Linked DNA regions of Homo sapiens: region 2 is linked to region 1. A link is an interaction called in ENCODE POLR2A ChIA-PET data of the cell type or tissue named here. Cell type or tissue: HCT116. All regions are shown on one strand. Each heading gives the region's core, and the rest is flanking DNA. Links, peaks and the distances in the headings are about the cores only. Region 1 has its middle 47 kb from the start of PARTICL. Region 2 overlaps MAT2A (methionine adenosyltransferase 2A).

Region 1 (5,379 bases), core at 297-5,296:
CGATCTTGGCTCACTGAAACCTCCATCTCCCAGGTTCAAGCTATTCTCCTGCCTCAGCCTCCCTAGTAGCTGGGATTACAGGTGCCCGCCACCATGCTCAGCTACTTTTTTTTGTATTTTTAGTAGAGATGGGTTTTCACCATGTTGGCAAGTCTGGTCTCAAACTCCTGACCTCTGGCAATCCACCCACCTCAGCCTCCCAAAGTGCTGGGATTACAGGCATGAGCCACCACACCATGCCTTGTTTTTTTTGTTTTTTTTTTGTTTGTTTGAGACAGGATCTTGCTCTGTCGCCCACACTGGAGTGCAGTGGCATGATCATGGCTCAGCCTTGACCTCCTGGGCTCAGGCAATCCCCCTGCCTTAGCCTTCAGAGTAGCTGGGACCACAGGGCATGCCAACATACTTGGCTAAATTTTTTATTTTTGTAGAGAAGAGATTCCTATGTTGCCCAGTCTGATTTCAATCTCCTGGGCTCAAGGATCCTCTTGCCTTCGCCTCCCAAAGTGCTGGGATTACAGGCATGAGCCACTGTGCCCAGCCAATTTTGGAACATACATTAATAACATATCCAAAATGTAATTTGAAAGTTAAACATCAGGCCAGGCACGGTGGCTCACACCTGTAATCCCAGCACTTTGGGAGGCTGAGGAAGGCGGATCACCTGAGGTCGGGAGTTCGAGACCAGCCTGACCAACATGGAGAAACCCCATCTCTACTAAAAATACAAAATTAGCCAGGTGTGGTGGTGCATGCCTGTAATCCCAGCCACTCAGGAGGCTGAGGCAGGAGAATTGCTTGAACTTGGGAGGTGGAGGTTGCAGGGAGCCGAGATTGTGTCATTGCACTCCAGCCTGGGCAACAAGAGCAAAACTCAATCTCAAAAAAGCAGAAAAGCAAAACAACAAAAAAAGAAAGTTAAACATCATTTCTTATTTGACAATGCTTCCCATGTCACTTAAAATATTAAATAAGCCTGCTTATTGTCTCTCTTTTGGATGCTGCAGGGGCCTCCTGTAGCATTGCAAAGTTAGTTTGTGGCCTAAAAGACTTAATTTTGAATTTAAAATTTGATTTTGAGAAGCCTGTCAAAAATTTAAAACAACCAAAATAGGAGGCTGGGCATGGTGGATTACGCCTGTAATCCAAGCACTTTGGGAGGCTGAGGGGGAGTTCGAGACCAGCCTGGCCAACATGGTGAAAACTCATCTCTACTAAAAATACAAAAATTAGCTAGGTGTGGTGGTGAGTGCCTGTAATCCCAGATACTTGGGAGGCTGAGGTGGGAGAATAGCTGAGCCTGGGAGGCAGTTTGCAGTAAGCTGAGTTCTTGCCACTGCACTCCAGTCTGGGCGACAGAGTGAGACTCCATCTCAAAAACAAACAAACAAGCAACAAAAATAGGATCACAGATCACTGTAAAATAATATTTATTTAGCCAAAGTGATAATTAAAAGGTTTTAAAAAGCAAAAACCTTTATTCTTTGATAGAAAAGTCTGTTTTTCTAACAATCAAAAGACCTAATAAAGACAGCCTGAGATAGAATCTGTCTCTTCTCTTCCTTTTTTTTTTTTTTTTTTTGCAGTTTACTCAAAGATAAACAAAAATATTTTACTATCTCTTATTAATCCTACACAGGCTGGGTTTGGTGGCTCACACCTGTAATCCCAGCACTTTGGGAGGCCGAGGCAGGCAGATCACTTGAGGTCAGGAGTTCAAGACCAGCCTGGCCAATGTGGTGAAACCCCATCTCTACCAAAAATTAGCTGAGCATGGTGGTGCATGCCTGTAATCCCAGCTACTTGGGAGACTGAGGCAGGAGAATCGCTTGAACCCAGGGGGTGCAGGTTGCAGTGAGCTGAGATCATGCCATGGCACTCCAGCCTTGGCAACAGAGCAAGACTCTGTAAAAAAAAAAAAAACAAACTATACAAAATTCTTACTCAAAAGAGAAAATCAAATTTTAGTTCCATATAGTGTATTATCAATACTAAAGCTAACTTTAATGAAACCTTACCTTTCCTCACTTCTTAGAGAAGGGTCCATAGATCCATTGTTCTGGATTCCCATCATAACTTTTTTTTTTTTGAGACCGAGTTTCACTCTTGTTGCCCAAGCTGGAGTGCAATGGCACGATCTCGGCTCACCGCAACCTCCGCCTCTCGGGTTCAAGCGATTCTCCTGCCTCAGCCTCCTGAGTAGCTGGGATTACAGGAATGCGCCACCACACCTGGCTAATTTTTGTATTTTTAGTAGAGATGGGGTTTCTCCATGTTGGTCAAGCTGGTCTTGAACTCCCAACCTCAGGTGATCTGCCCGCCTTGGCCTCCCAAAGTGCTGAGATTATAGGCGTGAGCCACCGCGCCTGGCCAACTTTTTATTTATTTATTTAAAATAGAGATAGGGTCTCACTGTGTTGCCAGGGCTGGTCTCAAACTCCTGGGTTTGAGCAATCCTCACACCTCAGCCTCTCAAAGTGCCGGGATCACAGGCATGAAACACTGTGTCCAGCCCTGTCATAACTTAAAGGGAAACTTTTACGATATTTGGAGCACTGATGTTCTGGAAATTAAGGAGGAGGGTGTCCTCAAGTTCCTTGCAGCAGGAAGCCACTTAGGTAGCACCAACCTTGACTTCCAAATGGAACAGCACATCTATAAAAGGAAAAGTAATGGCATCGACATCATAAATCTGGAGAAGCTTCTATTGGCAGCTTGTGCTATTGAAAACCCTGCTGATGTCAGCATCATCCTCCAGGAATACTAGCTGGTTGGCTGTGCTGAAGTTTGCTGCTGCCATTGGAGCCACTCCTATTGCTGGCTGTTTCATTCCTGGAACTTACACTAACCAGATCCAGACAGCCTCCTGGGGGCCATGTCTTCTGGTGGTTACTGGTCCCAGGGCTGACCACTGGCCTCCTACATAGGCCTTTTATGTTAACCTGCCTACCATAGCTCTGTGTAACACAGATTCTCCTCTGCACTGTATGGACATTGCCATTACATGCAACAAGAAGAGAGCTCATTCAGTGGGTCTGATGTGGTGGAGGCTGGCCTGGGAAGTTCTGAGCATGCGTGGCACCATCTCCATTGGACACCCAAGGGAGGTTATACCTGATCTCTAATTCTATAGAGATCCTGAAGAGATTGAGAAGGAAGATTGAGAAGGAAGAGCTGCTGAAAAAGCTGTGATCAAGAAGGAACTTCAGAGTAAATAGACTGCTCCACCTCCTGTATTCACCGCTGCTCAGCCTGAAGTTGCACACTGGTCTGAAGGCATGCAGGTGCCCTCTGTGCCTGTTTAGCAGGTTCCTACTGAAGACTGGAGTGCTCAGCCTTCCACAAAAGACTGGTAGGCAGCTCCCACTGCACAGGCCACTAAATGGGTAGGAACAACCACTGAGTGGGCTTAAGCTATTCTTCCACAGTCTCTTAAGCAATGTGGAAATAAGGTTCATGGAAAATAAACATCAGTTTTCTAAAAATAAATAAATAATTAAAAGCTTATAAATAAATCCATCCAGTTTCAGTCAGCTTTTGACCCACAAGATTTTCATAAACATTTTATAATCTCTTACACATTTTTTTCTATTCTCTTTCTCTTCCCAACTTTCTACATTCATTTAATGTTATTGATATCTTTTTTCTTCATTTAAAAACAACCTTTAAGGCTGGGCACAGTGGCTCATGCCTGTAACCCCAGCACTTTGGGAGGCTGAGGTAGGAGGATCACTTGAGCCCAGGAATTTGAGATCAGCCTGGGAAACATTGTGAGACCCCATCTTTACAAAAAAAGTTTGAAAATCAGCTGGGTAAGCCAGGCACGGTGGCTCACGCCTGTAATCCCAGCACTTTGGGAGGCTGAGGTAGGTGGATCACCTAAAGTCGAGAGTTCAAGACCAGCCTAACCAACATGGAGAAACCTCGTCTCTATTAAAAAATACAAAATTAGCTGGGCATGGTGGCGCATGCCTGTAATCCCACTTGGGAGGCTGAGGCAGGAGAGTCACTTGAGCCCAGGAGGTGCAGGTTGTGGTGAGTTGAGATCACACCATTGCACTCTAGACTGGGCAACAAGAGCAAAACTCCATCTCAAAAAAAAAAAAAAAGAAAAAAGAAAAAGAAAATCAGCTGGGTTGGCAGCACACACCTGTAGTCCAGATACTCAAGAGGCTGAGGTGAGAGGATTGCTTGGGCCTGTCAGGTCAAGGCTGCAGTCAGCCATGATTGCTCCACTGCACTCTAGACTGGGTGTCAGAGTGAGACCCTGTCTCAAAAAACAAACAAACAAACAAACAAACAAAAAAACAACTTTTAAGTAACTTCTTAAATGCACAAATTTATTTTTTCTCAACAAACACACATCTTAATGCCTTTACAACTTTTATCTCCCCAAATACATCTTGCTTTTCTTTATACATGCTGTATACAGAGTTGTTTTCCTTATATTTAGTAGTTATTGCTTTTTTGTGCCCTTTTGGGTCCTGAATTTACACATCAGGCATAGATCTTGGGACAGGAAAGAGCTGTGAAGCAAATTCCTGGAAGATCAAACCCCTTCCAGCATGGCCAGGTAGCACAGCTGAGCCAGGGATGATGGGGCCATATTGGGTTTGGCTCTGCCTTGCAGCTGGCAGTCCAAACACTGAGGACATGCATATTTCTGCAGGCCTCACTATGGTCATCTGTCCAAACCCCAGAATCCAGAGACTCAAAACGAAATACAGTCATACAGTAAGATATGTGCAAGGTTTCAGGGAGCCCAGCAGCCAGACCTTACAGCTTTAGCTCAATTTAGACAAATCAAGCAAGTTTAAGAAATATTCCAGAAGTAGCAGTTTTATGACCTTAAAACATGTAATAGGCTGGGCACGGTGGCCCATGCCTGTAATCCCAGCACTTTGGGAGGCCAAGGTGGGCAGATCACTTGAGGTCAGGAGTTCGAGACCAGCCTGGCCAACATGGTGAAATCCTGTTTCTACTACAAATACAAAAATTAGCCAAGTATGGTGGCATACATGTGTAGTTTAGCTATTCGGAAGGCTGAGGCAGGAGAATCACTTGAACCTGGGAGACGGAAGTTGTGGTGAGCTGAGATCTCACCACTGCACTCCAGCCTGGGCAATGAGAGCAGAACTCCAGCTCAAAAACAAAAAACAAATTAAAAAAAAAAAAAAAAAAAAGGTAATAGAGACGATGTAAACCTGTCTGTCAGTAGACCCAGGCAAAAACAATTAGATTTAACTGACAATCCTGAAGCCTTTCCAACTTTCTTTCTTTTTTTTTTTTTTTTAATTGATCATTCTTGGGTGTTTCTCGCAGAGGGGGATTTGGCAGGGTCACAGGACAATAGTGGAGGGAAGGTCAGCAGATAAGTGA
Region 2 (5,379 bases), core at 375-5,374, 54 kb before region 1:
TATTTGGTATTATTCTAGCCTTTGGTGAGCAGAAGGGGAGGTAAAGTAAGAATTAACTAAATTTAGTAAGGGATTAGGGAATGCTTAGACATTTTGTAGGTTGGGGTATACAAGGGTAACTCAGGAAGCTCCTCAGTTCAGTGAAAATTCAAAGGGTTGGCACTGAGCTAGGAAGCGAGAATGCAGGGTTATGAAAAAGGATCCCTGCTTTGGGAGCTCATGGACTTGTAGCAGAGACCGGTAGTAAATTGGCAGTCTCAGTAACTTCTGTAAATGATTGCATCTCTTTGCAGGCTTCTCTTCCCATACTCTCCCCCACTCCTCCTTGGACAGTGTTCCGGGGGTTCTTTCCTAAGCAACTGCTTTTTCAGTATACATACTTCAGATGATTGTGTCTACTCCAGGATTTCCAACGATGCTAGGTTTCTTTCCTGTGCCCTAGACGTATAGGTCTAAGTTCCACCTGGATATCCCACAGGGCTATCAAGCTCAGTTCATCCTAAACAGAACTTACATTCATCCCCAACTCAGACTTCCTTATTCTTTATTATTGAATGGCAGCTCTGTACCTTAGCCAAGCTGTTATCTCTAGGTCATCAGCCTTGACTCTTCCTTTTTCCTTGCATTTCTTAAAATTGCCAAGTCCCATCAATTTTACCTCCTGGATACCTCTTGAATCTATTTTTTTTTAAAGACAGGGTTTCACTCTATCACCCAGGCTGGAGTTCAGTGGCACAATCTTGGCTTACTGCAGCCACCACCTCCTGGGTTTAAACGATTCTTCCACTTCAGCCTCCCATGTAGCTGGGACTACAGGTGCCCACCACCACGCCCAACTAATTTTTGTATTTTTAGTAGAGACATGGTTTCCCACATTGGCCAGGCTGGTCTCAAACTCATGACCTTAAGTATCCACCTGCCTTGGCCTCCCAAAGGGCTGGGATTACAGGTGTGAGCCACCGTGCCCAGCCAAATCTGTTTTCATTACTACCTATATCTGTATTTTCAACCTTTGTATTAGCATCTAGTTAGGGATAGACCAGGACAGGGCCGACATGTTAGTTGTCAAGCAGATTGCCACCCTCCCCCACCACTGAGGAGGCCAAATGGAGTTTGGTGGAAAATCTCTAATTCATTCAAGGTATTATATGGGCAAGCAATGGCTGTGGCACAGGGTCCCCTGATTACTTTGTAAGAATGGGTGGGAGGGATGCTGATTTTCAATCCTTTTGCAGATCTTCTCTCATAGTAACACAATAGAAGATACTTTGCCACTATGTTGTTTGCCAAACTCACTGTACCTACTTGACTGGTAACAAAAGTCCCAAGAGTTACTTGGGAGAAGACACTTGAAAAAGTATTTTTCTAAATATGGGCAAGGATGCTGCCCTTCCCCAAACTGTTAGTATACCACCTCTCTGACCAATTTTCCCAAGGAAGATATTGGGGTAGGGTGAGGTGTAAAGAAAAAGTGGTCATGTAAATACTGGTAATAAAAGCTGTTCAGTGGGGTAGAGTTGGGTTGCAACTGTAGCCATTCTAAAAATGGGCTATCAATGTCCTTTTAGCCAAAAGACTTTAGTATACATCCTCCTCATTCTACCCTCAGGATTTGGATCTTTGCCCCTGATGGGTATCCATCCCCTTTGAAACTTTAGAAAGGCAGGTTATATACAGAATGTTCAACCTAAAGACATTTCCTTAAGTCATACTTTCATGCTTTCTAAACTATAATCACCCTTATCATCCCCTGCTGTTATGCTTTCCCTCTGCTCCCTGTGGCCTAATGTTCCTCCACCACCTTATTAACCTTCAGGATACTTTTCCCCTAGGCTGGGCAGGACAACACTATCCCCTTGGTCCACAAGCTCCCTCAAGGTTGGGGAATCTTTGTTTACTTAGCAAATACTGAACATAACCTTAAAGCGGTTACTTTTGAAAACTTCTCATGCTATTCTACCAACTTGGAGGCACCTATCCATGCTCATTCCCCTAATGTAGCCAATATGGTTATCTGCAATGTATTGGCATCTAAAAACTCCCTTATGAAACTGCCAGACTTGTTCTGGAACATTTCAATTACATGCAAAATTCAGGTTCTCAAGTTGGAACAAGTCTAATTGACACACCTGCATAGGTTTTAACCTTGCCCTCCCCCTACTTCCCAACAGATTTCCAAGTTTTTTGAGAAGGAACCTTGCTCTGGCCCAGGCTGGAGTGCAATGGCGCCATCTCGGCTCACTGCAACCTCTGCCTCCTGGGTTCAAGTGATTCTCCAGCCTCCTGAGTAGCTGGGATTACAAGCACCTGCCACCACACCCAGCTTTTTTGTATTTTTGGTAGAGACGGGGTTTCAGTTTGCCAGGCTGGTATCAAACCGTGACCTCAGGTGATCCACCCGCATTAGCCTCCCAAAGTGCTGGGATTACAGGTGTAAGCTACCATACCCAGATTTCCACGGCTTTTTTTTTAAGTCTCACTCTGTTACCCTGGCCGGAGTGTGGTGGCACGATTTCAGCTCACTGCAAGCTCCACCTCCCGGGTTCACGCCATTCTCCTGCCTCGGCCTCCTGAGTAGCTGGGACTACAGGTGCCTGGCTAACTTTTTTATATTTTTAGTAGAGACAGGGTTTCACTGTGTTAGCCAGGATGGTCTCGTGATCTGCATGCCTTGGCCTCCCAAAGTGCTAGGATTATAGGCTCACGCCTATATTACTATATAGTGGCCTATATTACAGGCCACTCCGCCTGGCCTCCAAATTTCCAAGTTTTTAAGTCTCCATGCAAACAGGCATAAGCAAGCACTCCTTGGCTCTACATTTGCAGGACAAGCTGGACCACCATTCAGATGTTGGTAGAAATGTAATCCAAGTGGCTATTCTCTATGCATGTAGCTCCTAGGTTCAAGAGCAGTGTGGTCTGCGGATTTTCTACACAACCTGCCATAAATGAAATTTAAGCCTTTGGAAATTTATAGCATTTTCAGCTAATTTGCATTATTTATCTCTGCAAGATATTGACTAGAAATCACGTTTCAGAACTTCTCAGATGAAAACATCATACAACCCTTAAAACTAAGCTCATAATTTAAAAATGTATGCAGATTAATAGGCTTAAATTGCCAGGACTTTAGATAGACATTACCACTTCCAGGTTAATACTTTTAGCGGTTTTTATGCCTTCAATGGTTTGAAGCCCTCAACCTTAGTTGAAAACTTAAAAATGGCATTGAATGGCTGCTGCAATAAGGACACATGAATTTTGGCTTAAGTGGACTAGGAGGACTAAATCTTGCTTAGGCTTTTAAAAAATGCCCACCCACTGGGTCTAGGGATTGAGGTTATTTTCCTGAATTATGGCTAATTATGGATTACAATTCAAGGTTAAAGATACACATATAGTATTCTCAGGTTATTCATATGATAGCATTTTTTAAGAGCCAAAGTCTCAGTCACCCAGGCTGGAGTGCAGTGGCTTGATAATGGTTCGCTACAGCCTCCAACTTCTATGTTAAAGTGATCCTCCTACCTCAGCCTTTCAAAGTGTTGGGATTATAGGCACGTACCTATGGCCCCAAAGCACTTTAACAAATGAGTAACAGACACAGTTAAGGTAGAACCTAGCATTTTATTTAGATCTTCATTAAACTGTTGGAATTGAGAACCAGACATACGTAATAAACCTCCAAAAATAGATCCTGAAAGGCACTTTCTGCTTAGGGCAAGCAGTCATGGAATAAGCATGTAAACAAGCTGGCTTCTCTGTACCACACCAGCCAAGTCAGCTTTCTCCATGGCCAGCCGCACCAGCTCTGCCCTCCCTTCTGTTAACACCAGCCAGACCCCCTGTAGGTCTAACCCAAGGTTTTTCTGTAGGACACCTTGGCCTACCTGGGAATGCTGGAAACATGTTGTTAAAGGAATCATGGTGTTGAGAGAAAAAAAAAAAATCTTTTAAAAGCTGCCATCTGAGGTGATGGCTTCTCTGTACTTACGCCATACCCCAGAATACAATAAATAAGCAATTAGAAAACGTTCAAGTATGAAGGGATTTCCTCCTCCCCGCCAAAAGCACTGCTCTCTGAAGGAAGCTGGTTTCTCTGTAGCTACACCAGCTGTTCAGAAAGCTCATTGGACCTGGTTTTGAAAATAAAACAAAGTTAAAACCCTGGGAGGAGTTATTGTGCAGTGTGGAGTACTCAGGCTTTCTTATAAAGAAAAAAAAAAGTTATCTGGTACCAAAGTGTGCAACCTACAGACCCTCAGGTACTGCCCTGTGACTTCTCTGTATGACATCACAAGGCTGCCAAGTGCCTGTTTTTCTAGAACTAGGAGTTGGTGAGGTTTGGCTAGTGCTGAAACCATGCATAGGATTGGTTTACTAAATTAAAACCTTATTACGTACGTCCTCCAAAAGACAGCTGAAAGTGGAGAGATTTTGATTTGGTGCTGTTAGAGGTGGCAATTAAGAGCATAAGCACCAGGGAGATGGTTTAATGGTAACTGCCTTTTTTGATGTCAGGCTGGAGCTCCAACTGGGAACTTGCGTTACATGCAAGATTGATTGGATAGGGAACACTCCCTGACAAAGAGCTACATAATTAGAAATGGATCAAGTTACAGGGAGGATAAGGGGAAGGCTTCACATTCATAATAGAGCTCAAGACATTACAAATTCATGCTGACAGGGCTGTGGCATTGCCAGACAGAGGCTATAAGTGGAACTACAAGTACTTTACGTGCACATCACAAGGACATTTTCAGCATCTGGTGGGGAAAGTCAATGCAATTATGACTTTGGAGCGTTGGGTGATAGGGCACAAAGGTTCAATTTCAAAGCATTATTTACTACAGTGTTGTTTCTAGGCAGTTACATGGATCACCTATGCTCACTAAATTCATTATAATGGTGAACAAAACACCTAGGGACAGAATAGCAAGCCCAACTTACAGTCCCCCACAAAAGCTAAAATTCATGTCATTGACTAGAGTGACTGCAACTGGTCAGGAGCTGAAAGAGGACAGGAAAATTTAGGAAGGAGGGCCCTTTCCCTCAGAGCTTGAAGGCTTCTCTGTAGCCTACGCCAACAAGTCTGGGGAAAAAAGGCTAACACTTTCAATATTTAAGCTTTTTGGGCACTTCCCATGGGAAGCTGTCCCTACCAAAGTGGCCATAGGCTGCAGTCCTCTGATAAATTGGCTTCTTCAGATCCAGATCCCTGGAATATACAAGTCCGTAACTTAATATGTAGCATTAAATTAAAATAAAGCAAAACAATCAGCAAGACTCATTTTCAAGAGCTCTGGCAAATGAGTTCTCTGGGATATGCTAGGAAAAAAATTTGTGGCAAAAGTGTTACTTCCCTGGTGTCCAAACTCC

What was found. Peaks named below come from ENCODE experiments on the same cell type or tissue, not always from the same donor. Only the 100,000 strongest peaks of a DNase experiment are listed, where the experiment ranks them.
Region 2: POLR2A ChIA-PET joins it to region 1 with 5 read pairs; 22 of 35 experiments call an interaction of 5 or more read pairs at or near these places.

Annotation. Positions count from the first base shown.
Region 1 is chr2:85,488,959-85,494,337 of GRCh38, reverse strand. It overlaps the pseudogene RPSAP22. Among named protein-coding and RNA genes, the nearest start is that of PARTICL, 47 kb to the left of the region's middle. In HCT116, for the core only: no CTCF peak of the experiment used is centred there; no DNase peak of the experiment used is centred there.
Region 2 is chr2:85,543,509-85,548,887 of GRCh38, reverse strand. MAT2A (methionine adenosyltransferase 2A) reads right to left here. Exons shown (of 9, transcript NM_005911.6): 9 at 3,607-5,218. The coding sequence ends at 5,116. GGCX (gamma-glutamyl carboxylase) reads left to right here. Exons shown (of 15, transcript NM_000821.7): 15 at 1-4,168. Among named protein-coding and RNA genes, the nearest start is that of MAT2A, 7.0 kb to the right of the region's middle. In HCT116, for the core only: no CTCF peak of the experiment used is centred there; DNase peaks (open chromatin) are centred at 2,107, 2,517 and 2,802; H3K27ac peaks cover 2,295 bases.